Linked DNA regions of Homo sapiens: region 1 is linked to region 2. A link is a loop called in an ENCODE intact Hi-C map of the cell type or tissue named here. Cell type or tissue: natural killer cell. All regions are shown on one strand. Links, peaks and the distances in the headings refer to the core of each region. The heading gives the core; the rest is flanking DNA. Region 1 overlaps CNOT6L (CCR4-NOT transcription complex subunit 6 like). Region 2 overlaps CNOT6L (CCR4-NOT transcription complex subunit 6 like).

Region 1 (16,749 bases), core at 5,039-13,038, 66 kb before region 2:
TGAAATCCGTCTTCAAAAAGAATGGAATCCTGTCATTCTTGGCAACTTGGATGGAACTAGAGGACACTGTGTTAAGTGGAATAAGCCAGGAACAGAAAGGTAAAACACCACGTATTCTCACTTCTAGGTGGAAGCCAAAAAAAGTCGATCTCTTAGAAGTAAAAAGTAGAAAAGAGGATTCTAGAGGCTGGAAAGGGTAGGGGGAAGAGGGCTAGGGAGAGAGATTGTTAAAGGGTACAAAATTATAGCTAGATGGGGGAGTAAGTTCTAGTGTTCTGTAGCACTGTAGGATGACTATAGTTAACAATATTATTATGTAGTTTCAAATAGCTAGGAGGAAAATATTGAATGTTCCAAATGCAAAGAAATGATACATGTTTGAGATGATGGATATGCTGATTACCTTGATCTGATCGCTACACATTGTATGTATGGAAACATCACTGTGTATCCCATATATATATACAATTATGTGCCAATTAAAAAATTTAAAAAGTAAGCAAACCTTTGCCATATTGGGGGTATGGTTAATAAAAAATTTTATGTTTAGTTTAATGTACTTTGAATCTAGCTGTCAGCTGACATTCTCCCACCCTAAACATTTCAGCATCAATGGCTTTGTTTTTACAAGTTTTCTTTATAATTTTCTAAAAAATTTAACAAATTTCATATGAAACTTTGCTCAGTAAGGTAAAGTTGTGTTTCACTTTGATGTGGTGATTACCCTTTGTTTACTTTTTGAAATTTTAATTGTGTTCCCATGCATCCACATTCTGATCAGATAAATATTTTTAAAAATTTTTATTTTTGTCTTTCATGTATAGTTCTCAGAAGTTAAGATAACTTTGAGTTTAGCTAAGAATATTCCTGTTAACAGGTGAAATTGGAAAGTGGTAATAGAATTTTTGTTTTGTAACAGGTTTATTAGTTTTCATTATTTTTAGTCCGCTTTAAAATTTTGATACAGATACAATTTATTATTATTTTTAAAGAAATAAGTAGTCTAATAAATAAGACAAATGAGAAACTCGTCATTTGTACTGAATAGATGCCTGGTAATTTGGGGCTTTCAAATATTGTTTTCATTTATTAACAATTGAAATTGGTGACACAAAATAGAGATTAAAACACTTTATGTTCCTTATATTCATCTTTTGCAGAGAGAACCTCCCTCTCTAATCTTAAAGTTTAAACTCTATTTTTCTCTTTCCCATATTACTTAAATAGATTTCCTAAATGAGTAACATAAATTAGAGTTACATAATACCAGCTACAAATACTGCTAAAAGAATAGAACTAAATTTAGTATATCCCAACCTTAATGTCTCTCTATACAAAGACTTTGTTGGAATCTCATATATCCATTGCTTTCTGATCATAATGTTTATCATATTTAACAAAGCAAAACTCAGAAATTACTTAACAGGGTATATTCTTCTATAGGTTCATATTTAGTACAATCTTCTGCAATATCTACATATAATTTTATGAAACAACATAATGTGAGTTATATACAGAATGGTAGCCTTGAAACACTGTCAGAATTTGAATCACCAAAATATAACCTGTTAATTAATATTTATTAAGCTTCTATTTGTTATAGACTATTGTATTCAGGGTTCTGGGGAATAAAAAGAAATGTAGAATAATCTTTCTACCAGGGAATGGAGCTAATATTTTTTTGACTACTGAGTACCAAGGAATGTGAAAAGCCACTCCCCTCCTTCCCTTTAAATGTGTAATCTAAATTATTCTTCATGAAAATCCTATGAGAGAGGCAGTATGATTCTCATTCTGAAGCTGGTTAAGAAAGTGAGCCTTGGGTCCTCCACTTTCCAGCTCTACGGAAACTCATTTAACTTCTCTATGCTTCAGTTTTCTCATCTGTAATAGGGAGATAATATTCCTTATCTCGTAGAGTTTTGTGAGGATTAAATGATGTAGTCCTGTAAAGTATTTAGGACACTACCTGGCACATCTGTAGTAAAAAACCAAACTAAAAAACAATACACGTACACTATTACTGTTTCTTATTAGGAAAGAAGTTAATTAACGTGCCCAAGATTACAACCAGATCTATTTGAATTTAAAACACTCTTATACTATAATGCTTACATTTATAGGATGTTTAAGTCTGGATCTAGTAAACAGGTGAAGGCAGAATATGCTAAGTGACTAACATTAAGTGCTATGACATACAGAGTACATATGGATTTTAAACTACAGGGATAAGTAAGAGAGGAGATAGATGTTGCTCTTGCCTTTATGATGAGAAAAAAGGCAGGGAAAAAATTAATAGACTACTGTAATATCTTCCTTGCTAGTCTACAACTTCCATTATATCTCCTTTAACATCTTTTCCTTTGTACACATTGTCACCAGAGAAATCCTTGTAAAATTCATCCCACATTGCTTAAATTCTCTGCTTACAGTCCTTTAATAATAATAGTTACTGTTTTCTGGTTACCTACTGTGGGCTAGGATAGGAGACAGCAAGCTTCTCTTCTTTTCTCTTCTCTTTTTTTTTTTTTTTTTTTGAGATGGCAGAGTCCCACTCTCACCCAGGCTGGAGTGCAGTGGCACGATCTCAGCTCACTGCAACCTCCACCTCCCAGGTTCAAGCGATTCTCCTGCCTCAGCCTCCCGAGAAGCTGGGATTACAGGCGCACACCACCACACCCGGCTAATTTTTGTATTTTTAGTGGAGATGGGGTTTCACCACGTTGGCCAGGCTGGTCTCGAACTCCTGACCTCAAATGATCCACCTGCCTCAGCCTCCCAAAGTGTTGGGATTACAGGAATGAGCCACCTCGCCAGGCCTAGCAAGCTTTTTTCTATGAAGGGACAGATGTAAATATTTTGGCTTTTTGGGTCATGCAAGATCTCTGTTGCATATTCTTTTTTGCTGTAATTTTTTTGTTTTTTAACAATCCTTTAATTTTTGTTGTAATTCTTTTTTCACAATCCTTTAAAAATGTAAAAACCATTCTTTGCTGCCAAATCAGTCTGGATGCAGCTTATTGACTGACCCCTATGCAAGGAGATTTACGTGAACTAACTCATTTCTTCTTGTAACAATCCTGGTAAAGTTGATATTATTTCTACTTCACAGTTGAGGAAATTGAAGCTTAGAGAGGCAGATTTGATGAAGGTCAAGTAAGTGACAGATTGAGGCCATTGGAATACCTAAACCTGTGTACTTCCTAAGATATCTTGCTGCTTCCTATTACTTTTAAATAAGATGCAAATTTCTTAGCATTATGTGTAAGGCCCTTGATGATCTTGTCTTTGCTTACTTTTCTAGTTTTCGTATTTGTTACTACTCTCTCTCACATATTCCCTAGCCTAGCTGTAGTGAGTGACTTACAGCGTGGTCTGTGCTTTATATATGCCTACAATACCTTATACTTTATGACCTCATTGATTTCTTTAATAATCTGCCTCTGGTACTTCCTACTTTGGGAAACCTTACTTGGTACTTGTAGTCCTTGCTTTATGAACTTTTTCTGTGCTCCTCTAGCATTCTGTGCATTCTTCATTCATAACACTTACTACATTGCCTTGTGTTTAACTTGGGTTTATGTCTCCGTTTTGCGTTAGACTGTGAGTTTTTTTTTTAAGAGATGGAGATTTTGCTATGTTGCCCGGGCTGACCTTGCATTCCTGAGCTCAACAGATCCTCTCCCTGTAGCCTTAGATTGTAGGATTTTTTTTTTTTTTTTTGAGATGGAGTCTCACTCTGTCGCCATGCTGGAATGCAGTGGCGCGATCTCGGCTCACTGCAACCTCTGACTCCCTGGTTCAAGCGATTCTCCTGCCTCAGCCTCCCGAGTAGCTGGGATTACAGGCACACACCACCATGCCCAGCTAACCAAGGCAGGCGGATCACCAGGTCAGGAGATCGAGACCATCCTGGCCAACATGGTGAAATCCCCTCTCTATTAAAAATACAAAAGATTGTGAGGTTTTTAAGGGCATAGATGATATATGCCTTACCTTTGTAGCTCAAGTGTTTGATACATAGTAGGGGCTTAATACAGAGTTTGGCATATAGTTGGGAATTTGAAAGTGTTTATTAAATGAATGAATAATTAAATGGCATTACAGACATGGAAATCATATCAGCAGATCTATAGTTGCAGAAAAATGAGTCCAGGTTCAGGGGTGGTGGTGAGTGGGAAAGTAAGTAAATTTCTGGTTAACTTCTAGGGCTCGAGTGGGAACATGAGGTTAATAAGGCAAATTGGAGAATGATCGTGGAGGGGCTTGAATATCTTGGTAAGGAATTTTAATTTTGTTCTGGAGTCATTGATACAAAGCTTTCAACTCTAGAGCAGCAGGTGTTTTTTAAATCCATAACTTGGGTTCTCTTAATACACAAATTGTATGTTGTAATATTGCTTTAGGTATTTTATAGAACATTCATTACCTAAACAATTGTTTTGATTAATAGATACTGCAAGATGTAGCTCTAGAATATCATAATTATCAGTACTACTATTAAAGACATTGGGAACCATGGAATGATTTTGAACAGGTTGGTGGCAGTTTGAAATTAATCTTTTTTTTTTTTTGAGACAGAGTTTTGCTCTTGTTGCCTAGGCTGGAGTGCAGTGGCACGATCTTGGTTCACTGCAACCTCCGCCTCCCAGGTTCAAGCGATTCTCCTGTCTCAGCCTCCTGAGTACCTGGGATTACAGGCATGCGCCACCACGCCCGGCTAATTTTGTATTTTTAGTAGAGATGGGGTTTCTCCATGTTGGTCAGGCTGGTCTCGAACTCCCAATCTCAGGTGATCCGCCGGCCTCAGCCTCCCAAAGTGCTGGGATTATAGGCGTGAGTCACTGTGCCCGGCCTGAAGTTAATTTTTTAAGATTAATCTAGTTGAGGTATTCACCATCAGTTGAGGAGATGGGACTGGGAAGAAGGAGGCCTTTTAAAAAAAGTTAAAATATAAAGTGATAAGTCAATGATTGACTATGAGGAAGTCAGAGACGAATGAGAAAAACGGAAGAGGCAGGTCAAGGAAGGAAATTGTGTATTTTATGTTGGTTAAATTGATTACTGTGAATTCTATTGGAGTGATTTCTATCGTTGCCTGAATTTGGGCTCTGCTTACTTTATGCTTGAATAATTAGAATACTCTTATGATTGGTTTCCCTTCCTGTTGCTAATTCATGGATTCTTAATCTTTGGTGCTGTGGACCTTTCTTCAGTCTGGAGAAGGCTGTGAATCCAATGTAGAATGACAATTTTAAATGAGTGAAATAAAGTAAATAGGACTTGAAAGGAACTTGTTATATTGAAATGCCAAAATATGATATAGTAATATATATGCTTCTCTACTAATACTGTTAAGTAACGTCTTGCAATGAGTCTAATAGCTACCATAATTTTGTAATACTGGTACATATAGATATTTTGAGATTTCTGTAACAACTATAATATGAAATGAAAATGTACTTCTGTTAGTGACAGAAATCACAGGTACTGCTAATACTATTATGGTTGATTGTTTAGGTTTGTGTGAAAATTTTAGAGATTAGTGAAAATGGTGATGTAATTTTTTTTCTATATAAATTCACAGGTTTCCTGAGATTTATGGAACCTAGGTTAATTACCTTTGCTTGTACTAGCTCCTGTTTTACTCTTCTTCTGTGTATTTTTGTCATAGTAATGTACTTTTCTTTGCAGATGGTAGTATTTTTATTGCATCATGTCTGTTTTGGGAAATAATATGTACTCTTTGTAAAAAAAAATTCAAATGGTAATAAAACGCATAATTTTCTGGTTATCCTGCTTCATGGCGATCAAGCTTGTTAGCAGTATAATATATACAGTAGTTTCTTGGTATAGAGAGGATTGGCTCCATGACCCTTGTGTATGCCTAAATCCATGCATACATACTCAGGTCCTGCCATGTATATGAAAAATTGGCCCTCTATATACATGGGTTTCTCATCTCACAAGTGCTATATTTTCCATCTGTGTTTGGTTAAAAAAAATCTCCACGAGTGAACCTGTGCAGTTCAAACCCATGTTGTTCAAGGCTAAGTGGTAGTACTGTTACCTGTTTCTGGTCAATATATACTTACATAACCACAAAAACATAACTAAAATAGGTTCATACTGTGTATACTTTTTTAAAAATTTGCTTTTTTTTCATTTGAAAACATCTTTTTTCATTAATAAATACACCTCATGCTTTAAAAAATTGTAGGATGAAAGTTGAGATATGTATTACATAACACAAACATTCACCATTTTAAAGTGTATATTTTAGTGGTTTTAGTACATTCAGTATGTTGCCAACCACCACTACAAGCAAATTCCAGAACATTTCCATCACCCACAAAAGAAACCTCATATTTTATGTCAGTTAGTTCCAGTTACCCCATCCATTGACAATTTCTGGTCTACTTTCTGTCTCTATGGATTTGCTTCTTCTAGTCATTTAATATAAGTAGAATCATATAATATGTGACTGTGTCTGCTTTTTTCACTTAGCATAATATTTTCAAGATTCATGTTGTAGCATATAACAGTATTTCATTCCTTTTTTTTTTTTTTTGAGATGGGGTCTTGCTGCATCACCCAGGCTGGAGTGCAGTGGCACGATACCGGTTCACCACAGCCTCCGCCTCCCAGGTTCAAGCAGTTCTCCTGCCTAAGCCTCCTGAGTAGCTGGGATTACAGGAGCCCACCACCACGCCTGGCTCATTTTTTGTATTTTTAGTAGAGACGGTGTTTCACCATGTTGGCCAGGCTGGTCTCAAACTCCTGACTTCAGGTGATCTGCCCACCTTGGCCTCCCAAAGTGCTGGGATTACAGGCATGAACCACTGTGCCCGGCCAATATTTCATTCCTTTTTATGAGTGAACAATATATTATTATACATACTTGGTTATTATAAATAATTCATGTATATGGTTTTGTGAAGACGTATGTTTTCATTTCTCTTGGGTGTATACCTAAGAGTGGAATTGCTGGGTCATACGTATTTCTGTGTTTTAACTTTTTGAGGAATTGACAAACTTTTCCACAGTAGCAGCGCTGTTTTACATTTCCACACCTCACGCTTTTTTCTTTTTTTTTTGAGACGGAATTTCGCTCTTGTTGACAGGCTGGAGTGCAATAGCATGATCTCGGCTCACTGCAGCCTTGGCCTCCCGGGTTCAAGCGATTCTCCTGCCTCAGCCTCCCGAGTAGCTGGGATTACTGGCATGTGCCACCACACCCGGCTAATTTTGTATTTTTGGTGGAGATGGGGTTTCTCCATGTTGGTCAGGCTGGTCTTGAACTGCCGTTCTCAGGTTATCTACCTGCCTCGGCCTCTCAAAGTGATGGGATTATAGGCATGAGCAACCGCACCTGCCCTACCTCCTGCTTTTTAATGGCTTCATTGTAATCCATTTTATTGATGTCCTGTCATTCAGTCCCCTGTTGATTGACAATTTATTTCTGTATTTTTGATGATTATCAACACTAATGCAGTGAAAAAACTTGTATAAACACCTTTTGCACACTTTTTTAAAGTATAAATTTTTAGGAAAGGAATTGCTGGATCAAAGTAATTACACATTTAATATTTGATACATCTTGTCAGATTGCCCTTTAGAAATGTTTTATAAAATTTTACTCCCAACAATTGTGTGATGTATGCTTATTTTCTCAAACTCATATTCACATAATTAATTTTTGTCATTTTAATAACAAAAAGTCATACATATTTTAAATTTTGGAATTTGTTAATTATAGTGGAGATAATTTTTTTTTTCACATTTTTTTTGGCCACTGCATTCTTTTGTGATTTGCCTGATCATGACCTTTACCCTAAATTTTTCTATTGGGTGTCTCTGTTTTTCTTATTACTTTGTTAATAGCTGTTTACATTTTAGAAACATTACCTTATTGCTCATTATCAATATTGCAGAGACTTTGTTCCAGTTTCTTGTTTGTTTTTTGACTTTGTTTATGACTTTGCTCTTTGCCTTATAGACATTAAATTTTTAAAATACTGTTTATCATTCCTTATAAAAGGTCTTTGCCTTGCTTAGAATAAGTTTTCTGCACCCCAAGATTATAAAATATTTTCTCCGCATTTTCTTCTGGGAATGTCTAAAATTTGGCATGATTTAGTAGAAGCTTGGTTTTTGTAGTTGGTCTTAACTATGTTCAGATTCCCGTCTAGCCACTTACTAGCTGTGAGGTGTTAGATGTCTGCACAACTTCTCTGTATCTCACCTTCCTCATCTGTAAAATGATAGTTGATAATTAGGGTCTATGCTTTTGGTTAAGTTAAATGCAATAATTCAAATTCTCTAGCATACCATCTGGCCACATACTGGGTGTTCAGTGCATGTTTTCTTTTCTCTCTCACCCATAAACTCCATCTTCTATCAGTCTAGTTAAAATCTGGTCCAGAAGATAAGGGAGGGGAAAGTTTCAAGAAATAATGTTGCCCTTAGTTTTCAAAGTCAGAGAAGCCATGTGGGATGAGTACTGTCTGAAAAGGAGATTGAAAATTCATTTAGTAATTAGGAAGTAATTTATGTTTAATGAAAACATTTTTTAGTAGCATGATAAGAGGCATATTTTAATACAAAGAAGACTAAAACCTATATAACATACCTAAAGGATATGTGCATATGCAACATGTATCCATCATGATTTGTAATATTTGGGAGAAATAGTTGTAACTCTACTCTTCTTATTGTTGGAATACTGGTAAGAGGATAGAGAATCAATGCTGACATACAGTATATTTATATTGTATGTATAAGGTGTACATAAATTTAGGTAATTTTTACTATTAATAGTTACAAATTACTGTATTTGTAACACACCTCACAATCATCAACCTGTATTAGAACTACTGCTCCATTGGAATCTTCTTAGTAGCATTATAATGGACTTTAATGGAATTTACACATATTCTTCACTAAATTAAAATTATGTATAAACTGTTATATTTCTTTTGGGGAAAGCAACTTTAAATACATTTTAGAAAGAAATGGGAAATAAATGTTTACAACATGGTAGTCATTGTTTACATTTTTCTCATCTTGTTTCCTGGACTATGAGGATTTTAGGACAGGGGGACATAGTTTTTGCTATATTGCCCAGGCTGGAATACAGTGGCTATTCACAGATGTGACCATAGTTTGCTATAGCCTCGGGCTCCTGACTTCAAGCAGTCCTCCTGCCTCAGCTTCTGAGTAGCTGGGACTACAGGCACATGCAAGGTGCATGGCTTATAATGGGTTTTTGATAAATATTTATAAAATGTTTCATTCTCCCCCCCCCCCAATTTTTATCTTCTGGTAAAATAACTTCAAAATAAAGGTTTTAAAATTTGTTAAGAAAAATAAATATTCCTCAAGTGGAGTAATAATAGACATGGATTCTGTGCAATTTGTTTTCAGAAAATTATATCAAACTGTATTCCTTGACTCTTAGTAACTGTCTAAAAATTTTTTTTGGTATGTTACATGTATACTGTCATTATTTTGTCAGCTTCAAAACAAGAAGGAAATTATTCTGTATTGGTTAGCTCAGGAGGAAGGTAATGAGTTTTAAGTAACAAAACAGGAAATTAGCTCCTCTGTGACCTTTGATGAGTTTGTGAAGCTGGCGTTGTGAGTGCAGGATTGAAATTGTGAAGAGCATTATATTTAGTTTGCTTTGTTGCTTTTGCAGAGTATCTATTTGCCAGGAAAACCTAGGAATTGAAGTTAAAGACTCTGCTACCTTTGTGGGAAATGAACAATACTCTTCCTTCTGCTGGCAAAATCTGGGTGTCTACTTTTCAGTGGCTGGTTTTTGCTTTCACGTAGGGTCAGAGTATCCTTTTCCTGGAACCAAGCTTGACTCAAAGCCATTGTAAGTTCTCTTGTTCTTTATCCTTCTAATCAACTATTTTAGGAGCAATTTTAAAGTTGACACCCTTTCCCTTCTAACCTTTCTGCTCAATACAAAGCACCACCTTCTTGGCAGTCATTTATATGAGTAGAGTGGATACTTTTGTAGGCATTTTATTCATGCCAAAAAGTTAAGGGTTAGCTCTTTGTTTAATGCTAGTTGTTTTGGATCAGTGTGAGTCAGCATTGGCCTTAACTTTCTTTTACATCCTTTTGTAATTAAGATGTTGGTACCTTGGAACCCTCTCCTGGATGGAGCTTTTCTTTATACTTTATCAAGTTTTATTTCAGACAGTTGGGCTACTAAGATTTTTCTGTTTTACTCTACTGTTTTTAATGGAGACTTGTAGATTTCAGATATGGCTTATACACATTCTAAACCCTGCTTCTCAGAATAGTCATACTAGTTTTAACACCTCTTTACACAACTTTTATGTTTATCTAACATTAAAATATTGTATAATTTGGTTCAGTTCAAAAGTATGGGATGGCTGTTACAGCTATTCAGACTTTCATATTGTTCAAAACTTTGTATACAAGACTTTATTTTTTTTAATTTTTTTTTTAAGAGACAGGGTCTTGCTTTGTCGCTCACAGGCTGGAGTGCAGTGGTGTAATTATAAGCTCATTGACCTCCTGGGCTCAAGTAATCCTCCTATCTAAGCCTCCCAAGAAGCTGGTGCTCACTCACAGTCACATGCTACTGTGCCTGGCTACTTTAAAAAAAAAAATTTTTTTTGGTAGAGTTAGGGTCTCACTATGTTGCCCAGGCTGGCCTTGAACGCCTGGGCTCAAGCAGTCCTCCCACCTTGGCCTCCGAAAGTGCTGGGATTATAGGTGTGAGCCATAATACCTGGCCTTTGTGTAAGACTTAATTTAAAATATTTTCCTGAAGAAATAGAAAAGCTAAAGTAATTAGCTTTATGAAAAGGATTCATTAGTTCAGTTTTTGATACTATCAAGTTCAGTTTTCTGGTAATTAAAACCAATTTCTTGAATTAGTTTTTTTTTTTGATGGAGTATAACATGCTTAGTTTTATGTACAGGTGATTGTTTATATAAACAGATATTAAATTTGTGAAAAAATACTCAATTCTTGGATTTGCCATGTACTACCAGAGAGGCAGAGCCCGAAATTGGAAGGTAGGAAAAGGAAAAAGATGAAGGATTTCATATGAAGTGTTAGAATGTTACTTCAGTTTTTTTCCACATTAAAACATGGACTAAATCTACTTTTTCTAGAGGATTTGTTACTTTGAATGAAAGAGCTCTCATACACTTGGCTTATAATAGATGATATGTGATCCTTTTACAGGTACCCTTGCAACTTCTTAGTTTGGGTCTGAACATGTTCCTTTTTTTTTTTTTTTTTTTGAGATGGAGTTTCACTCCCCTCACCTAGGCTGGAGTGCAATGGCACAATCTCAGCTCACTGCAACCTCTGCCTCCTGAGTTCAGGCAATTCTCCTGTCTCACCTCCTGAATAGCTGGGATTACAGGCGCCCACCACCACGCCCAGCTAATTTTTGTATTTTTAGTAGAAACGGGGTTTCACCATGTTGGCCAGGCTAGTCTCGAACTCTTGACCTCAGGTGATCCACCTGCCTCGGTCTCCGAAAGTGCTGGGATTACAGGCGTGAACCACCACACCCATCCTGAACATATTACTTTTGACCTTGTTTATACTAGCCTAGGCTGGAGTGCAGTGGCATTAGCGTGGTTCACTGCAGCCTCAACCTCCTGGGCTCAAGTGATCTTCCTGAGCAGTTGGGACTACAGGTGCGTGCCACCATTCCCAGCAAAGTTTGTTTTTTGTAGAAACAGGGACTTGATGTGTTGCCCAGGCTGGTCTTGAACTACTGGCCTGAAACAATCCTCTCACCTTGGCCTCCGAAAGTGTTGGGATTACAGTCATGAGCCACTGTGCCTGGCCTGTTCAACAGTTTCCAGTTTTGGGCTGTTATAAATAAAGCTCTAAGAACATTTGAGTTCAGTTTAATCTTTGGGTGAACAAATGTTTTCATTTATCTTGGGTAAATATCTAGGAGTGGAATGTCTGGGTCATATGGTAGCTGCATATTTAACTTTTTTTCTTTTTTTGAGATAGGGTCTTGCTCCTTCACTCAGGCTGGAATGCAGTTGTGTGATCATGGCACACTCTAGCCTTGACCTCCCAGGCTCAAGCAATCCTACCTCGGCTGCCTTAGTAGCTGGGATCACAGGTGCACACCACCATGCCTGGCTATTTTTTTTTTTTAATTGAAATGGGGTCTAACTATGTTGCCCAGGCTCATGTTGAACTCCTGGCTCAAGCAATCCTCCCACCTCGGCCTCCCAAAGTGTTGCAATTATACGTGTGAGCCACCGTGCCTGGCCTGTTTACCTTTTTAAGAAACCTTCAAACTTTCTCCCAAAGTTGTAGCATTTTGCATTCTCATCTTTAGTGTATGAAAGTTCCGGTTGTTTTCTTGGCTCGGTTTTTTAAAAACTTAGCCATTCTAATAGGCCAAAGTATAGAGTAGAATCTCATTGTGGTTTAATTTTCACTTCTCTAATGACTAAAGCATCTTATGTACTTTTTTACCATCAATATATCTTCTTTGGTGAAGTGTCTATTAAAATGTTTTGCCCATTAGAAATTTTTTTTATTACTGAATTTTGACAGTTCTTTATGTTGGATATACATTCTTTATCATATACATGATTTGTAAATATTTTTTCCCAGTGTGTGGGTTATTTTCTTTTTTTAAAAAAATTATTTATTTGTTTTAGAGACAAGATCTCAATCTGTTGTCAAGGCAGGAGTGCAATGGTACGATCATAGCTCACTGCAGCCTCTGGGCTCAAGCAGTCCTCCTGCCTCAGCCTCCTGAGTAACTAGGACTATAGGCTCCTGGCTGATTTTGTATTACTTTGTAAAGACGGGGTCTTGCTATATTTGCCCAGGCTGGTCTTGAACTCCTGGTCTCAAGTGCTTCTCCTTCCTTGGCCTCCCAAAATGTTGGGATTACAGACAGGAGCCACCATGCCTAGCCTATTTTCCTAATAATGTTTTTCAAGGAGCAAAAGTTCTTGAAAGTCTAATTTATCAATTTTTTGTTTTATGGATCATGCTTTTGTTTTGGTGTTGAAGATATCCTTGCGAAACTCATAGTCACCAAGGTTTTCTCCTGTGTTTTCTTCTAGATATTTTATAATTTTGGCTCTTAAATTTAGGCCTGTGATCCATGTTGAACATAGAGTAGTCCCACCCTTATTTGTGGAGGATATATATTCCAAGACCCTCAGTGGATGCCTAAAACTGCAGTTACCACATGAATTTCTGTTTCCTTCTTCACAATGTCATAGGTGGAAGATTAATTCTTACCATTGATTTTGGCAACCTCACTATACGATTTTTTTCTTCCCTTATTAAATTGAGAATTTTCACCATTTCACTTAAAAAGGAAGCCCCTTATGGTTTCTTTTTGGCATACCTGAATTTCCAGCATCACTACTCTTGTGCTTTGGGGCCATTATTAAGTAAAATAAGGGTTTCTTAAACACACTGTGAGACTGACAGTCTGATAACTGAGATAGATACTGATTGACTAATAGGCAGGTATACTAAACAGTGTGAATATGCTGGACAAAGGGATGAATCATGTCCAAGCAGGACTGAAAGAGACAGCAGGAGATTTCATCACACTACTCAGACTGGCACACAATTTAAAACTTGTGAATTGTTTATTTCTGGAATTTTCCATTTAATATCTTTTGACCCTGTTGGCTACAGGTTACAAACTGCAGTGAAACTGTAGATAAGGGACAGAGATGGGGGGCTACTGTGTTTTTGTTTTTTTTTTATATAGTATGAGGTAAAGTTTGAGGTTCGTTTGTTTAAAATATGGTAATCTAATTGCTCTACCACTATTAGTTAGAGATTATCCTCCCCAGTGAATATCCTTGGCAGTTTTTTTTTTTTTTTTTTTTTTTTGAGACAAGGTCTTCCTCTGTCAGGCTGGAGTGCAGTGGCACCATCACGGCTCACTGCAGCGGCACCATCATGGCTCACTGCAGCCTGGACCTCCCAGGCTCAAGTGATCCTCTCATCCCAGCCTCCCAAGTAGTTAAGACCACAGGGACACCACCATGCCCAGCTAATTTTTTTGTATTTCTCTGTTAGACATGGGGTTTTGCCATGTTGTCCAGGCTGGTCTCGAACTCCTGAGGTCAGGCAGTCTGCCTTCCTTGCCCTCCCAAAGTGGTGGGATTACAGGCATGAGCCACCACACCTGGCGTCCTTGGCAGTTTTGTTGAAAATTAATTGACCATGTATGTTTGTGTTTGTTTCTAGACTCTGTTCTCTTGATGTTAATCTTTGTCAGTACCTTATTGCCATGATTACTGAAGCTTTGTAATAACTCTTGAAATTACGTAGTTCTGTTAGTCTGTTCTCACACTGCTGTAAAAAATACCTGAGACTGGGTAATTTATGAAGAAAAGAAGTTTAATTGACTCCTGGTTCGCAGGCAAGAAGCATGACTGGGAGGCCTCAGGAAACGTAGAATCATGGCAGAAGGTGAAGGGGAAGCAAGCATGTCTTAGCATGGCAGAGCAGGAGAGAGAGTGTAGGGGGAAGTGCCACACATCCCCTTCAAGCAACAATCTCTAATGAGAACTCACTATCACAAGAAAAAGCAAGGGAGAAGTCCTCCCCCATGATTCAATCACTTCCCACCAAGCACCTCCCCCAACACATAGGGATTGCAATTTGAGATGATATTTGAGTGGGGACCCAGAGCCAGACCATATCAATAGTGTAAATCCTCCAATTTTATTTTTCTTTTTCAAAGTTGTTTCAGCGTTAGCTTTTCTAGGCCCTTGGAATTTCCATATATATTTTAGAATAAGCATGTTAATTTCTATAAAAAAAAAATGTCATGAGGGGAACAGGGCTGAACAACTACCTATTAGATATTATGCTTACTACCTGGGTGATGCCATCATTCATACCCTAAACCCCAGCATCATGCAATATACCCATGTAACAAGCCTGCATGTGTACTCCCTGAATCTAAAATAAAAGCTGAAATTATTAAAGATAAAAGGAAAGAAAAAAGATCACTTTCAATGAATAAAAAAAAACCACCTTAGGTATTTCACTGGGATTGTGTTAAATTTGTAGATCATTTGGGGAAGAATAACATCTTAATATTGATTCTTCTGACCCATGAATATAAGGTATGTCTTCATTTATTTAGTTCTTTAATTTTTCTCAGTAATGTGTTATAGTTTCCAGTGTACTGGTGTATTAGTCCAGTCTCACACTGCTGTAAAAACATACCTGAGACTGGGTAATTTATAAAGAGAAGAGGCTTAATCAGCTCATGGTTCTGTGGGCCCCGTACAGACTTCTGCTTCTGGGGAGGCCTCAGAAGACTTAACAATCATGGTGGAAGGTGAAGGGGAAGCAGGCACATCCTCACAAGGCCAGCAGGAGAGAGACAGAAAGAACAGGAGTGAAGGGGGAAGTGCCACACACTTTTCAAATAACCAGCTGTCTTAAGAACTCTGTCATGAGAACAGCAAGGGAGAAGTCTGTCCCCATGATTCAGTCACCTCCCACCAGGCCCCTCCTCCAACACTAGGAACCACAACTGGACATGAGACTTGGGTGTGGACACAGAGCTAAACCATGTCAACTGGTTTGCACATCTGTTTTCATATTAATCTCTATTTTTTTATGTCATTGTAAATGATACTTTAAAAAATTTTACTGGCCGGGTGCAGTGGCTCACACCTGTAATCTCAGCACTTTGGGAGGCCGAGGTGGGTGGATCACCTGAGGTCAGGAGCTCGAGACCAGCCTGACCACCATGGAGAAACCCCGTCTCTACTAAAAATACAAAATTAGCCAGCCGTGGTGGCGCATGTCTGTAATCTCAGCTACTCAGGAGGCTGAGGCAGAAGAATCACTTGAACCTGGGAGGCAGAGGTTGCAGTGAGCCGAGATGGTGCCATTGCACTCCAGCCTAGGCAACAAGAGGGAAAGTGTCTCAAAAAAAAAAAAAAAAAGAAAAATTTCTTTTTTACTTTTGCTTGTTACCTGTATGTAGAAATAAATACACTTGATTTTTTTGCAGGGGACATATTAATCTTGTATTCTGTTACCTGTTAAATCTATTCATTAATTCTGTTAGATTTTTTGTAGATTCTATAGGATTTTTTACATATATATAATTTATTGTTTGTGAATAAACATGAGTTTAATTCTTCCTTCCAGTCTCCATGACTTTTATATCTTCTCTCTTGCTTGATTGCATGGGCTAGAACTTCTGGTGTCTGGTGTAAACTTCAATAGAAGTGAGAGCTAACATCCTTGCCCTGTTTCTGATCTTAGGAGAAAAGCATTCAGAATTTCACCATTAATGTTAGCTATAGATTTTTCATTGATGCCATTTATCAGGCTAAGTAAATTCACTTTTATTTTTTAAATGAAGGTTTTCTTTTTAAATAGGAATGGCCATTGGATTTTTCAGATGCTTTTTATGTATCTATTGAGATGATCATGTGTATTCTTTTAAGTTTCTTAATAGGTGGTTTTTATTATTTTGAACGTTAAATCAACCTTGCTTGCATTACTGGGGTAGTCACCACTTGGTATAATGATGGATCACTCTTTTTTTTATATTGCTGGATTTAATTTGCTAAACTTCAAAAAAGACTTTATTTGCATTTATGTTCATGAAGTCCATAGTTTTCTTGCACTCTTGTTTCATTTGATATTAGGGTAATGTTTGCCTCAACTTTATGGAAGAGTTTATGTGGAATTGGTATTGTTTCTTC
Region 2 (16,749 bases), core at 5,436-13,435:
TAAATTCCCAGGTGATTGATTACTGATGCTGCTGGTCTTCACAGCACAGTTTTGAGTAGCAAGGATGCAAACCATCTTCTACTATTAGTTTGCTCACAGTCTTTTTATAGTTAAAGGACATTTAAAAATGAGCATTTTATTTCAGAAATGAACATTTGATTGACAAAAACGATTCTCTTACAACTAAATTTTGTTAGTCCATACTCTTCTGCTTCAAAGTAATGATAGCAGTAGGAGGCACAAAAAATACTTAGATATTTTGTTAATAAGAGGTAATGAGATTAGAGTTCTTTAATTAAAATGCAACTACAGTTTACTTTTGTTCCACTCATTTAAAGAAGCTTTTCTCAAAGTTATAAGCAAAAAATTAGCAGATTTAAAATTTAAATTTTTTATTAAAATAAATTTCCTTAAAACTCTCAAATATAAGCTGTTAGTCTAATTCTAGACTTAATAAAATAAATTTTGTATGATAGACTCCAATGATGTTTTAGTAGATTAGCAATCTTTATCTTGCCTAGGCATTTTACAATGATGATATGTGGCGTATGTGTGTGTGCTTGTGCAGGTGTACACATGATATTGCTTTAGAAAAAGTTGCCTAATTTTCTCCCGTTTGTCTGTTGTTTTTTCTCCCACTTCTTAGCATCATTCACGGTTATGTGTTACAATGTGTTATGTGATAAATACGCTACCCGGCAGCTATATGGCTATTGCCCATCCTGGGCATTAAACTGGGAATACAGGAAAAAGGGAATTATGGAAGAAATTGTTAACTGTGACGCAGATATCATTAGTCTTCAGGTAACACCATAGAAATTAAACTGTCTTTAACTTAAAAGGTGAACTTAAACATAAGAGAAGATCTGACCACTGGGAGAGATCCTGTGTTTAGAGCCAAAGCTCAAAAAGAATTGTTTTCTCTCCTCTTAAAAATAATGGACAATTTAAATAAGCATTTAAGACATTTCCATAGTGAAACTATTTTGCTGACTGAATACAACCACCTACTTATATTTATTTACTGTTTTCTTAAGTGGAAATAATCTTACCCGTTCATGTTAATATTCACCTCATGATCATTGGTATTGCTGAAAGAGAAAACCACAGAAGATTGCCAGTCTTTTAGGAATATAAATTTACCTTGTATTGGAGTCTGTTTTTTTTTAAAAAAAAAAGCTTGCCCACAGTTATTCCTTAAACAGACATATTTTAATATATTGTACTATAAATCATGCATATTTGCCTTACCTTACTTTATAAACCATCTCTGAAATTTAGATTCTTCTGTTTTATAGCACTTTATAAATTGAACTTTACTGAAGAAGCAGCATCTTTTCATGAAATGTGTTCTGTTGCTTCAAAATTTAGCTAATGATTAGCCAAAAAGATGTTTGAATAGTTTTTAGTAACTTTTTTCTTAGCAACTTTCAAAACATATTAAGTGCTTAAAGGTTTAAAAATTTTTAATTGACAAATAATTGTATATGTTTATGGGGTACATTGTGATGTTTTGATACATATATATTTTTTTAAATGATCAAATGAGGCTAATTAACATATTCATCAACTCAGAAACTTACTATTTCTTAAAGGTGTTTAAAAATGTTGTGTGTTACAGGCCGGGCATGGTGGCTCACGCCTATAGTCCCAGTACTCTGGGAGGCCGAGGCGGGTGGATCCCTTGGGGTCAAGAGTTTGAGACCAGCCTGGCCAGCGTGGTGAAACCCCATATCTACTAAAAATGCAAAAATTAGCCAGGCAAGGTGGCGTGCACCTGTCATCCCAACTACTTGGGAGCCTGAGGCATGAGAATTGCTTGAACCCAGGAAGCAGAGGTTGCAGTGATCAGAGATTGCACCACTGCACTCCAGCCTGGATGGCAGAGCGAGATTCTGTCTCAAAAAAAAAAAAAAAAAAAAAAAAAAAAAAAAAGTTGTGTGTTACAATTTCACACATTCTTTTCATCATAGCCTGAGAGGAAAAATTATTAAAAATTTTTTTATGTAACAGAGTAGCTTGATAATTTATTTTTAGGTTGCTTGGGAAAAAAGTAAAAATCTTTTAAAATTAAAATAAAATTTCTTCTAAATACTGAGACTAACAGAGAATTGGGGAGAGGAGGCGGCAAACAAAATCAGGCTATTGTAGTTTCTTGTCTACTTCTTGGTTTAGTATTTGTAGTGATAACAGCCTCACACCCTCCTAAATATAGCAGTTTGAAGGATAGAACATAATTTAAGAAAATTGTCTTATTATAAAAGCAATGCTATAATACTATACTGTATTAAAAAGAGATCATTCTAGAGAAGTTGAAAATTTTGAAAAAATATAAAGCATGATGGAGGGAAATACCTAATTTCATGTCATAAGATAGTTGTGTTAAAACTTCTGGAGTATTTTTCTTCTATACATTAAGTAAAATATATTTACAGATACATTTTGATTCTTATTTATTGTACTTAATGGATTTTCCATGTTACTAAAATTCTTCAAAACTCATTAATTATATGAACGTATATTGATGTAGCTTTTCCCATACCATTGGACACATTTAGTTGTTTATGGGTTTTTGCTGTCATAAACTCATGCTGTTAGAAACATCTGCATACATAAATTATCTTCATATTTATTTCATTTAGAAAGACCTGTTAAAATATTTTATGAGTCAAAGAATAAAATAGACTAATAATTATTAAATTAATAGAGGCCATTGGATGATTGCGATTTAGGTACTTAAAAATTTCTTAAAGTAGAATTTTTTGTGGATAGATTTTACGTTTCTCACTCTTGGGTATCATTTCTTTCCACCATAGTTCAGAAGGATATGCAAGTTTTTAAATTACCTTTTTATATATAAATTACTATTCCCTATCACAGAATCTATCATATACCCAACTTGCTTTGTTTAGTTGCCAGTCTTGAGGAAGTAAAGTATAATGGAGTGAACTGTAAATTGGGAATCAAGAGACCTTGGGATGTAGTCCTACTCCTGTTACTATCTGTGTGAGCATGAGAAAATCATGTCACCTTTCTGGTTCTTTCATGTTTAAAAAGCTGCCATTGTCAAGTAGCAGCTGCTAGCAATCAGGTAAGATAGTAAGATAATATTTGCTATGTGAATTATTTTTACTAAGTTACATCTTACTCATAATGCTGAACATTTTTATATCTTAATCAGCATTTTCCCTCTGTCATATAGATGATAACTTTTCTTTCATCTCAGGAAGTGGAAACAGAGCAATACTTCACTCTCTTTCTGCCAGCATTGAAGGAGCGTGGATATGATGGATTTTTTTCTCCAAAGTCACGTGCCAAAATCATGTCTGAGCAGGAGAGAAAGCATGTAGATGGTTGTGCAATATTCTTCAAAACAGAAAAGTAAGTTAAGGAAACAAAGCACAATGGTGTACTTTTATTTATTTAAATGCTTACACTTTAAAATTGTCTTTGGTTTTGCCCTATAAAATCAACAGAAAGCTAGAAAACAAGTATTATGCAACTTAAAACTGTTGTTAATGTTTCATTTCTCAGGCTGTGTATTCGAAATAAGGATATTTATTGTATTATTCCTTATGCTTTTATTACCAAATAACACTGAACATTTTAAGAGATACAGACTTGAATGGTCTCATATTTCAGAACATATTTTCATGAAGTAAAGTATTAGTTTTTGTGTAAAAAAAGAAAGTGATACCTTTTAAGGTTGGCCATAAGTGATCTGGGTTTCTTTTCTGTGATTTTTTTTTAATAATTGATTTTTGAGAATCATTCATTTTAAAATCATTTATTCACTAAATGTATACTGAGCATTTGCTTTGTGATAAGTCCTGTGCTAGACACAACAGACACAAAGATAGTCAAGACATAGTTCCTAATCTCACTGAAAGCTCAAATCCAGTAGGAAAAACTAGGCATATAAGACAATTGCAATATCATATGGTGTAATATAAGATAGAGGTCTGCCTGGGTAGATAAGAGAGGCAGGCACAGAGCATATGGAGGTAGAGAGTTAAAAGGGTTGACTGAGACAGGGCAATGGAAAATGAAACGTGACATCTGATAGAGGTTGAATCCCATGGTTAATAGTTTGGATTTCATACGTTAGGAAATCATCTTACAGGATAAGCATATACATGCTTACAGCTGTTTTCCAGTATTTCCCCATTTTACATCTATTTTACCAAAGCCAATCTGTTTTTATTGATCCAAGCATATTACCAGCATGACATGCTATTTTAAGTAAACAAATTCAATGAATTTGAAAGATATTTGGTCCACTTCCCATTTATCTATGCCTACTTTCCTGTCTTTTCCATGAATTTGTAGTAGAGATATTCTTATTTTGGTTAATAATTAGTACAAAGCCTTGTAGTATTTGAGGTCAGAATATACTAAATTCTTCTAATGGTTTGGTAATTTTTTATGCATTTTAGAATAATTCTATTAAAACTACGTATCTCTTAACTACGGGAATATGTTCTGAGAAATGCATCATTAGGTGATTTTGTTGTTGTGGGAACATCATGAAGTGCACTTACACAAACCTAGATGGTACAGCACTATACACCTAGGCTATAAGGTATAGCCTGTTGTTCCCAGGCTAGAAACCTGTACAGCATGTTACTGTAGTAAATAGACAATTGTAATACAATGGCATTTGAGTCTAAACATATCTAGACGTAAAAAAGGTAATGTATTGTGCTGTGATGTTAAGACACCTACATCATCACTGGGTGATAGGAATTTTTCAGCTCCATTATAGTCTTGTGGGACTACCATCGGCATGTAGTCCCTTGTTGACTGAAATCTTGTTATATGGTATATGACCGTACTTCCAGAGTGTTTGCCATCTGTCAGCCTTTTCGAATTGTTTATATTAGTTGTCTTGTTCAAATTTTAAAGCAACTCTTACAGGCAGCTATACAGCTATTTCCTTGTTTTTAAAGATGAGGAAACCAAGGTACAGACAAGTTCAATAACTAGTTCCAGTTACACAGTCTGATTTCATAGTCCATGCTTTTAACTACTGTAATAAACTGAATCTTTAGCCTTCTTGTTTGAGCTTTTGATATCACTAATACCTCTTATAAGATTACCTCATTTAGAAAAATTGCCCTGAATTTGACATTTGTTTTTGTTTTTAGACAGGGTCTCAGAGTCTTACTCTGTCACCCAGGCTGGAGTGCAGTGGCGATCATGGCTCACTGCAGCCTCAACCTCCCCAGGCTCAGGTGATTCTGTCACCTCAGCACCCTGAGTAGCTGAGACTACACGTGCATGCCACCACACCTAACTAATTTTTGTATTTTTTGTAGAGATGGGGTCTTGCTGTGTTGCCCTAGGCTGGTTTTGAACTCCTGGGTCCAAGCAATCCACCCGCCTCAGCCTCCCACAGTGCTGGGATTACAGACGTAAGCCACCGTGCCTGACGATATTTGTTACCTATGTTCATACACAAATCCCCTTGAAACACCATAGCTTAAAAAAAAAATGCACCAGTAAACTTGAGACATCTAACATCAGGCTCTTTTTCTATTTGCTATAGTTTCTTTCAAGATAATATGGAAGATTTTTATTATTACTCTCACAGTTTTGAGAGGAAAAATCTAAAATTCCTTAACAATTTACTAGAAGTAGTTAAGGCTTTGAAATAACAGTTAGAACTGTTATCTGGGTATTTGCAAATTGATTCTTGAATTATTAAAAATGCTGTGAACTAGTTAAGTAATGAGCACATAGGAAGTACTTAGATGTGTCACCTGTTTTTCTTTTCTTCCTCAACTCTTTTTTCCTGAATAGTAACATGGATCTGGCAACAGATTGAATGTGATACATCAGTATATTGTACCTCTTTTCAACTTCTTTCCTGGAATGACAGGACTATATACCTCCTATAGGTAGAACAAAACCACCTTCTGTCCCAGTACCAGATATTTATCCATGTCTTAGCTGACTATTCAGTGCCAACTATTTGGAATTTAAAGTATTATACCCTGCCTTTATTCTTTCTTCAGACTGGAAATATAGGGCAAAAAAAGACTGTGAGTTTTGAAGCCAGGTGCTTCTTCTATTTATTTAGCTATATAATGTTGAAAGACTTAGCATTTCTGGACCTGTTTCTTCATTTGTATATTCTTATCTTGTAAGATCATTTTTGTAGAGGTTACAAAACTAACAAAGATAACTGTGGAAGAGTAGTCAACACTGTACTTACTCTCAGTCTCTTTCTTCTGTAATCAGAGTATCTGATAATTCCTCATCTTCACTGATGACTGTTTAATCATACATGAAAAACTGGTACAGAATACGCAACAATAAATGGAAACTATCATAATTGCCATTTATAGCAAAATACTATAATAAAAATCTCTAATCCATCATGATGAAAGGATAGAGTATTGTTTAGTAAAGGCTAGGACACAAGTTACCAATATTCAGATAATTAGAATATAATACACTGTTCTTTAAATCACATTATTCTAGTTTAGTTTTGGGGGATTCAGAATCTACTTCAGGATTTGGCAGCACCTGTTTGGTCATCATTATGAACATCATTTTTTGGGAGTTAGATGCATAGAGATACTAGAAAATAGAACTTTGAGTGATAAAATACCAGATCTCAGCTTTTGCTTTGTCTTTTAACAAGTATTATTTACGTTCCAAAGCATTTTATAAAATACATTCATACATATGCATATGTTTCTTATATGTATATAATGTATATGTAGAAACTGAGTTGTAAATACATTTTTTTTTTTTTTTTTTGAGACGGAGTTTCACTCTTGTTGCCCAGGCTGGAGTGCAGTGGCGTGATCTTGGCCCACTGCAACCTCCGCCTCCCAGGTTCAAGCAATTCTCCTGCCTTAGCCTCCTGAGTAGCTGGGATTACAGGCATGCGCCACCATGCCTGACTAATTTTGTGTTTTTAGTAGAGACAGGGTTTCTCCATGTTGGTCAGGCTGGTCTCAAACTCCCGACCTCAGGTGATCTGCCCTCCTTGGCCGCCCAAAATGCTGGGATTACAGGCGTGAGCAACCGCGCCTGGCCGTAGATACATGCTTTAGACTCATAATTTAAATTTCTTTTTGCCATGTTTTGTCCTATAGACTTAACCATTAAGTAGAATTGGGTCTTGGAGCCAGATACACAACTTAATAGTGGGGGAAAATATGAAGATGAAAGCAGACCTATATGCTAGACTTGCTGTTCCTGAGGTTAGCAGTTCTGACCTCCTTATCATGCTTTATTTCAAGTCAATGAGAAAGGGAAAGATGAAAACAGCAATTTAGAACAGTGTGATCATTGCACTGTGAAGAGGCAATCTCTTATCATAGGATTGGGAACTTAGGTTGTCATGGCACTTAGTTCTTGCTGTACTTCCTAACCTGCTTCCATTCTCAGAGGTACCAGGTAAGGCCAAGTCCTTGCTTTTTTTTCTTCTATTATCACAGGTAGTTTTGTGCTTGGAAGGAGGGTTTTCAGAGGTCATAGTATCATTCCAAAATGGTACAGTATCATTACTGTTGTGATACTCCCATCTCACTGGTCTCTCAGTTATTAATTTCCTGTGTCATAGGTGGTTGTTGCATTTAGAATTTGTACGTAGGATTTTTTTTGAAAATGAGATTTTGATCTGTACTCTTCTGGTAATTTCTATTCAACCTGGATCATAACATTACGACTTTGTACTACAGTTTCTGTACCTTTCGAATATAGATAATAACTGTTCCACTTTAGAGGTTTCTTATGGGGTTAAAATAATGAATGTGGATGCACTTTCAGTGGTTAAAAGAGCTGTACAGTCTGGGCGTGGTGTTTCACCCCTATAATGGCAGCACTTTGGGAGTCTGAGGCGGGTAGATCACAAGGTCAGGAGTTAAGTCCAGCCTGGCCAAGATGGTGAAAACCTGTCTCTACTAAAAATAGAAAAATTAGCTGGGCTTGGTGGTGGGCGCCTGTAATCCCAGCTACTCGGGAGGCTGAGGCAGAGAATTGCTTGAACCCGGGAGGCAGAGGTTGCAGTGAGCCAAGATCGTGCCGTTGCACTCCAGCCTGGGTGACAGAGCAAGATTCCATCTCAAAAAAAAAAAAAAAAAAAAAAAAAAAAAAAAAGAACGGTACAAATATAGGATGTTATTTATCTACTTCCTTATTTAACCTGGTCTCTCAGCTTACCTTTTCCAATTAGTTACCTTCTGGCACTCCCATGATTACTTAAAGGGACCAAGAACACATTTTATATCATTTTATACTGAATATAGTAAGAACTTCTATTTGGTTTGGTTTTAACAGTGTTGGGATGTGATCCAGAAAGGGTCAGAGTTAACTTTGTGTGATTATACTATTGTCTTGACTGTGTATTACATTGCCCCTTTTTACTTGTAAATGAATTCAGGGATGGAATATTACTTAAATCCTATAGATTGCTTTAGTTTCTCATAGTTGGCAGTCACTGTCCTCTCTCTAGCATTAATTAATTACATCAGAGCCCACAAAGTTATTTTTAGACTACAAGTTGGTAAGAAATTGAGTTATGTCTTTATTTGAAGGACTGCTCTGGACGTGTTCTTTTTGCACATGAAACATCCAACCTAATAATAATTCTCAAATCATATAAGGGGATTTTTTGGTCATAGCAGTCTTTATTATATTAATATATGTTCTTTTATCCATTTGACCTTTCGTCTAGTTTTTTTTTCAAAAATGTGAATATACAGAAGAATTCTTAGAATAAAATATCATCAGGAATAATGCTTTTAGCATCTGTATACCAGTCACAGAGTATGAATGGTAAACTAATGTATCGAAAGAGACAAGTTTAAGATTTTCCGTATTACCAAGGCTGTATGGCTTGGAACAATGATTGGAAAGTAACTATAAACTAATATGTCTAATTGAGAAGAAACATCTAATAATAGAAAGAATGGCAGAAAACCTCTATATTTCAAAATGTTACCTGTATGGAAATCTGTGAAACAAAGTAGATGCAGAATAGAGTGCATTTGGTTTGTATGGGAAGGGAATGCAAGAAGTAGCATTGTTAAGGTAGTAGGGATAGAATATGGGTAATTATATCTTACTATATTGTAAATTTATTACAGTTATAAACAAGGAAATAAGATAAATTGTAGATTACAGCCATCAGCACTAATGCTAGAAATCTCATTCTTTTAAAAACAGAATATCTGAGAAAGTCTTAAAGTTCAAGAAACATATCAACACTCTTATTTACTAGAAAGAAGGAACTTTATTTGGTTCAACTAGTTTTCAACTCTCTCTTTGGTTTTTCAACCCTTGGTGAAGCTGAAGTGATAAAACTTGAGTGAGAATGTGTGCTCTAGAGTTTCTCAGTGGCAGTGGAAGGGAGTGTTAGTTATAATGACATATGCATCCTGTTTAGGAAGACTAGTTTTGCTTTTCTGGACTTTTGAAACCATGACAGTAAAAAGAAGGTACCTTTAAAAGATTGAGAAGTTTTAAAAGTCAAAAGTATGGCAGTATATACCAATGAGAAATAAAGTTGGAAGGATAGTTGCAAGCATCTGATAACCCAGTGGTTGCTCAAGATTTATGTTTAAAGAATTGTTATTTAAATGAAGAAAGATCAATAACTAATCATGTATTTTTAAAAAAGTTTAATGAACCTATGATCATTACTAAGAAACTTAAGAAAAAGAAAAGGCTGGGTGAAAGTGCTAAGGCAGTGAGGAGGATATTTTAACTAACATTATGCACTGTAAATAACAAGGAAGGAATGGACCCGCTGCAGACTGTATAATCAGTAATTGACGATCAACAAAAAACAGCTCTATACAATTTATGTTTTGCTTTCATGATTTCTATTGAGAAGAATTTTCCTCAAAGTAGAAACACTAAGACCAGGTAAAGAGGAGAATGGCAAACCAAGACGGTGAGATTGGTAAGCCAAGAGAGTCACTAAACTGCACTAACTAGTTAGGTTTTCAGATGAAGATAATTATATCTTATGGTATTAAAGATCTTACGGAAGTGTGGTTAGAGAACTGGCAAAGGTAATCTGTTATAAATATTGGAGTAGAGAAAAAAATTCTAGGATTTGGGGGATGGATGAACTATCAAACTTTTCAAAAAGACAGACTTGCCCAGCCTCAGTTTTCTTCATCTTTGTAATGGCAGTAGTAATACCTCCTGCTGCAATGTGGGTTCTCAGAGATAACCGAAAGAAGACTCGGAGATAGTTTGGTGTTCAGGAGTTTATTAGAAATCAACACCTGTGGAAAGGGGAGGAAGCAGAATTGGACATACGGAGAAAAGTGAAGTGTTGCAGGCCTGACTGCCTCAGGTGACTCAACAGGGAGCTTTAGAGCTTATATGGCCTGTGAGAGTTAAACCACAAGGGGCCCACATCCCTGGACTTTTAACTTTTGCTTTCGATTTCTAATTGGATGGTGGTGCTCCTAGAAGTATGTGACCATGAGTAGGCAGCTTTCTGCAACTGAAGCAATCCCTGATGAGGAATCTGAGCAGTATATCTCCATGTGCAAATTTTAGGACTAACATATATGAAGTACTTAACACAAATCTTGAGACTGGATAGATCCTCAATAATGGTAGCTTTCATTTTTTTTTTATTATTCTGTCCTATTGAGAAATTTAATTATTTTGAGAGAAGAGAATGCATGCTCATAACATTTATAAATGTCCAAAAGCTGGCAGGGATATTTAATCTATTAGAAAAATAGAATTAGATCCAATAGAAAAATAGAATTATATCCTGTAAATTTGTGCATCTATCTTACATATCTGTAAAAAATTAAAAATTAAATAGAATGAAGTTTCAGAGCACTTAATATCCGAATAGGTGAACTAATGAGCAGATGTTCATGAAGTGATACTTAACTGAGGTAAAGATTGCCGCTCTTAGATTATTAATGGAAGGAATAAAAAGAGGGAGGGACAAGAATCAGCTGAGACCACAGAAAAATATATGTAGCAATGTTCATTACGGCATTAGTTAAAATACGTAAGTAACTTAAATGTCCAACACAGGTTAAATAAATTATGGTGAATCTGTAGAGTGGACTATAATCCAGTCATCAAAATTGATTTGGAAGAATATTAAATGTTATAGGAAATGTCCCTGATAGAATAGTATTGTTCTAAATGCGTAAAAATATGTGTGTGTATGTGTGTAGAGAAAAGTCTGGGGAAATATATTAACTTTTAAATGGAGGTATTGGGTTATAAGTGACTTAGTTTTCTTTGTTCTCATATCTCTACAATAAACATATTTAATGTATCATTTTTTCCACGTTTTTGTTTTGAAGTACCTATAAATGCAGGACTGACAAGACCTGGTTTAAGAGCAAAAAGATCAAAACATTTCAGATATATGTTAGTTCCTGTTTGGCTTACAATATGACTTTCCCCAAAGTGAAGTTTTAGTCTTTATTAATGAAAATACAGTTAAAAAATGAAGAAGGCTGTAGTTCATTTATGCCCAGTTATAGGTACTGCACCTTTGGGTAAACTTGAGTTGTTCAAATGAACTTTTCAAAAAGACAGACCCAGTTGTCAGTTCAATTTAAATTTGTTGAGCAAATTTAAACAAATTGTTCAGATGAACAACATCACACATCATGTAAGTGTAACTGATCGTTTCTTTTCCGGAGAAGACATGGAGGGTGGGAGAGCATTGACATCTATTGTCAGATATTTAAAGTGGTGTCATTTGGAAGAGAAATTAGATTTAATGTATATTCTTGAAAAGATCTAGATCTAGTTTTAATGGAAAAAATGGGAGAAGAATACAGGAAAGCAAATTTTAGTTATTTCTTTTAATTAGAGTCCTATGCTCCCCTGCCCCTACGCCCCAAAGAATGACCTAGCTTTGGTAGAAGTAAAATTATTCCAGTTATAAAAATATTATAATTAACAGGATTTTTAAGACTTTTGTACAGAATCCTAGGTTCCTGTAAGTATACCATAGAAGTTCTGTGAATATTTAGAAGATATCTCAAAAATTAAATGTGAATAATTGAACTGTAATTTGAAAATAACATGTTCACTCACATGTTTCAAATACAAGTTTTAACATTTTGGAAATCATTAACGTGTTCATAAAGTACTGCTTAGTTAACTTGTTTTTGGTGCAGACCTCTGAATCAAATTTCTTCATGTCTGCTTCTTTTTTCTGAGTATAGGGCCAGTTATTTACCATTTATAGCTGTGTGAATCAGGATTTTTAATAATACTCTGTAACCAAAACAAAATACAAAAATTGGACACTGAGACTGATATAAAACTATATCATCTCTGTCCTCTGATTTCAAATTTTTATATTCATCAAAATAGGTTGCTTGTTTTCAGTGGTTGATTTATTCTAACATAATGCTGCTTTTATCTGTTTTATCTGTGGGAATCTCACCAGAAACTGTAAAAGGTATTCCACAGCTTAAAATTGTTTGAAGAAGTCTGATATGGACAATGGTCAATCCTGTCTATAGGACACATTTTGAAACTGCTCACTCCTCTTGATTTCTCTTGCCTTTGTTCAAGCCACCATCATTTCTCTTTCAGATAACCTCACAAACTTTCTAATCTGCTTCCCAGTTATCAGTTCTTTAATTGAGCAGCTAAGTGATCTTAAAAAACATAAATCAAATGATACCATGTCCTGGCTTAGAACTTTTATCTCTCCTCTTCAGCATCATTTCATACCCTTCCATTCTTTTCTAACACATAAACTTGCAGTGCTTTTTGCTGTCTCAGGACCTTTCACATTTTCTACCTGGGATGCTCTTAACCCCATTCTTCACCTTAGTAACTTTCATCTGTCATATTTAAGCTTATAGATTACCTCTTTAGAGGGTAGAAACTATAGTCACTTTAAGCACTCTGGGTTAGAAATAGGCACATAAACTGACCCTTTACACTTGTCAGTCCAGCTGACACGTTCAGAATTGGAGGAGGGAAGGGAATATTGCTTCATTTAGTGCAGCATCCTGTGGCATAGTAAGTCAATATTTTTGAAGAAACAGAAACTAGCTTCTGTTTTCAAAGCTTGAAGGAAAGTGAGGAGGGGATCTGTTACAAGACTATGTCTTCTCTCCACTGAACACCTAGTGCAAGTAATGTATTTAGTAGGTTTTGATTACTTATAAATATTTCACAAATTAATAAAATTAGACTGAAAAAGGTTAAATGACTTCACCAACATCCCACTGCAATTAAATGTCAGCACTAAACCAATTCTATTAAATCCTACAACTCTACAATGCTTAATAATTTGGCATTAATGAAGGAAAGAAAAAATTATTAGTGCAGAAGCTATAATCACAGAGAGAGTCATTTCTTCATCTTGCAGAATCTGTTTCTCAGAATACTTATACCCCATTGCAACTTTCTAGTAAAAGTCAGATGGAAAAATCAGTTACTCTTTAGCTGAGATAAAGGTGTGCCCCTGTATTTTGTTGACAAATATCTTGATGTGGTAGAAATAAAACTACAAACAGGGTAGGTGGATTGTATTCTTTTTATCTTTTTCTCATTAACTTAGTTGAGATTGTGTGCACCTTTAAATACCAGAAAATTCTAGCAGTAGCTTAAACAAATGAGGGAAGGGTGATTTTCTCACACAAGAAGTCCAGAAATAGGCAGTCCAGAACTGGTTCAGCTGCTTCCCCATTTTTAGAAGGTTGGCTTTTGCCTTCCTGCTTCTTATTTCATGGTCACAAGATGGTTATTATTTCTCCGAGCACTAGCTGTAAGGGGCAAGGTATAAAAGCATGAAGGGATATATATGCTGTCTTTGTTAGGTGGGGCCTCTGAGAAACTTTTTACAATAATCAGACTTCTTGTGTCTTAGTGGCCAGAACTGTATCACATGGTCACTTGCAGCTAGAAAATGACAAGGGAGACAATGCATGTCATGTTTCTTTCATTTAATATCTTTCAGCATGATAGTCTAGGTACCTAAAATTATAATAATGTACCTTTTAGATTTACATTGGTGCAGAAGCATACAGTGGAATTTAACCAAGTGGCGATGGCTAATTCAGATGGATCCGAAGCTATGCTGAACAGAGTGATGACAAAAGATAACATTGGTGTCGCTGTGGTATTAGAGGTCCACAAAGAACTATTTGGAGCAGGTGAGTGCAATGTAAAATATTCTTACTAAAAATAAACACCATCCCAAGTTTTTCCATCTCAAAACAAGTGAAGAGAATTTTGCCGTTATTTATTGCAAAGTTATTTTCTTTTGAGGAAAGTTAAGGGAGATGGGCAGGAAAATAGCACCATTGTGTAAAGCATCATATATTTGTTGGGATATTTTGTGCTCTCTATCACAGTCTTTTTTACTTACCAGATAATCTATGTAAAGTCTTTTTTAATATGCCATTAATCCCAAACAGTTCTTTTAAATAGGGAATATTTTGGTTAGGCTGAATTTAGAAATTATGATGACTTGGCCCTCTTTTTGAATTATATTTTTAGCTTGAGTGTGATTCTTTTGTCTTTAAGGTTAAGGACTTGGCACATTTCCTCTAGTTTCTTTGTTATATCTCAGTCATTGTCAGGGTAAGAGCAGGATCTTTTATCTACATGGTACTTACTTTAGCATTTTAGATTATTTATAGCTTCCTTCAGAGTCAGAAACTCATTATGTACTTCATACACAGACCTTTTTTATCCTTCTTACTGCCTGCCTTTGAGCATCTCACTGTTTACTAGTACATTTTAAGCAAGAAAGGAGTGAGACTACATCAGGGCTTTTTTTCCCCTGTACTTTTTGTAGAGGAAAAGATTATTTTGGACTAGAGTATTGATTTGAATTATTCAGACCATGCATATGTGTCAAACCTTCTTTTCTCACCATACTTCAATTTATTCCTTATCAAAGGTAATCTTTGATATGAAATTTTGGACTTTTTACTTTTCTTAGCCCCTCCGTTTTTATTTACCTTTATGTCCTTTACAATCTTATTCTTCCCAAAGTTTGGTACTTTTTTTTCTGATATTGTGGAGAATATCTTTTGGAGTTTTACTCCTCTTTTAATTTGCGGAAGAGTAATTCTAAATAGTAGAGACTTTTACGTTCTGAAATACATATCTCTTGTACTCATAGAAGGGGAATTTAGTAATATAGTGCTTATGGCTCTTTGAAGGGGAAAATTTTTAATATTGTGAATACTTAATCTATAGCTAAAAGTGACACTGTAAAACTGGGAAAAGAAGATCGCTTAGAAGATTTGGCTACAGACATTTATGATCAAATTGCTTTTAAGGTGACTATGTCAGATATAACAGATACTTCAGTTTCTTATTTTCTCAACATTGAAGATAATTATAGCTTGGTGAGACTGGAAAGAAACTTTAACAAACTAGTAGACTTAGAAAATTAGGTCTTTTCCCCCAAAGCTTATATTCCAATAGAAAAATTTGAGACGCTTCTATAGAAATTATAAAAGAAAAATTAAATTTGTATGTTTACGGATAGTCCAATGGTTTAAAGGTATGTAAAGTAAAAAGTGAGAGATCCCTCATGTCATTCATACTCTAGATTATAGCTCTTGTTGATTTCTCTATAGAGTTACTAACATACAGAATGTGAGTATATGTATTAATAGTTTTATATCTTGAATATTTTATGGACATCTGTCAGTAAATGTTAACTATGTTTAATTTTCAAAAATCTTAATGTATTCCATCTACCATTTGGAAAGTACTATGTTAATGTTTATTTTAACAGAATTAAAAAACATAGAATTATAGGAATAAAAAAAAAACCTTAGAGATATTCTAGTTGAATATTTCACTTCCCAAAAGAATCTGGTTAAATTACTGACCCAAAACTACATAAAATAATTAGTAAGAAAGCCAAGTCTAAAACCCACGTGTCCAGACTTTTATAGCACACTACTCTCTAATTCTGATTTTAAAAATAATGTTATTTCGGTATATGGTGTGAATTTGTTCAGGTAGCAGATGACTTTCTTATTTTATCTTATATAGGTTAATATAATTTACTGCCTTTACTGCTGACCTATCACAGTTGTGCTGTGTTGTGCTTGGGAAATGCAAGGTGAATGAGTACTAGACAGTAGTAAGAATTTAAATTGAGGTTTAGGTAACTCAACTGAAAACCTGCCTTACTACATTATTGTGCTATTTAAATGACAGATATTTAAAGGGCTATACCAAATTTGTGGGCCAGATTTAGCCCATGGGCTACAGTTTGCCAACTTGATCTAGGAGAGTAATTCCCATAGTAGGATTACCAGAATCTCAGCCCTTTAGCTTCTAAGAATTACTTTATGAGATAAAAGGGAAGTTATAAATTCATGGAAAAGAGTAAAGAAGTAGCTGTGGATCATATTGAGAAAACCTGAGGATGCCACATTTCTTCAAACATAAAGCATAACTTTGTCTTCTTTTTGTAATGTTTAAATTTAGGTATGAAGCCTATTCATGCTGCAGACAAACAGCTGCTTATAGTGGCAAATGCCCACATGCATTGGGACCCAGAGTATTCTGATGTGAAGCTCATCCAGACCATGATGTTTGTCTCAGAGGTTAAAAACATTCTGGAGAAAGCCTCTAGTAGGCCTGGAAGCCCAACTGCAGATCCTAATTCCATCCCGCTGGTGCTATGTGCAGATCTTAACTCATTGCCAGATTCAGGTATTTATAATATCATTTCCTCACTGCTTTCAATTTCACTTTTACTCTTGGTTCAAAGGCCAGCTAGCTCCTAAATTTTGA

What was found. Peaks named below come from ENCODE experiments on the same cell type or tissue, not always from the same donor. Only the 100,000 strongest peaks of a DNase experiment are listed, where the experiment ranks them.
Region 1: it touches region 2 in a loop (2.5-fold over the local background); 16 of 110 quality-filtered maps call a loop at or near these places.

What each region holds. Positions count from the first base shown.
Region 1 is chr4:77,794,251-77,810,999 of GRCh38, reverse strand. All of the region lies in intron 1 of CNOT6L (CCR4-NOT transcription complex subunit 6 like), which reads left to right. Among named protein-coding and RNA genes, the nearest start is that of CNOT6L, 17 kb to the left of the region's middle. In natural killer cell, for the core only: no CTCF peak of the experiment used is centred there; a DNase peak (open chromatin) is centred at 9,609; H3K27ac peaks cover 1,026 bases.
Region 2 is chr4:77,728,773-77,745,521 of GRCh38, reverse strand. It overlaps CNOT6L (CCR4-NOT transcription complex subunit 6 like), which reads left to right. Exons shown (of 12, transcript NM_144571.3): 7 at 647-804; 8 at 3,227-3,381; 9 at 13,984-14,135; 10 at 16,441-16,668. Among named protein-coding and RNA genes, the nearest start is that of CNOT6L, 82 kb to the left of the region's middle. RefSeq lists an enhancer at 10,465-10,524. In natural killer cell, for the core only: no CTCF peak of the experiment used is centred there; a DNase peak (open chromatin) is centred at 10,381; H3K27ac peaks cover 1,301 bases.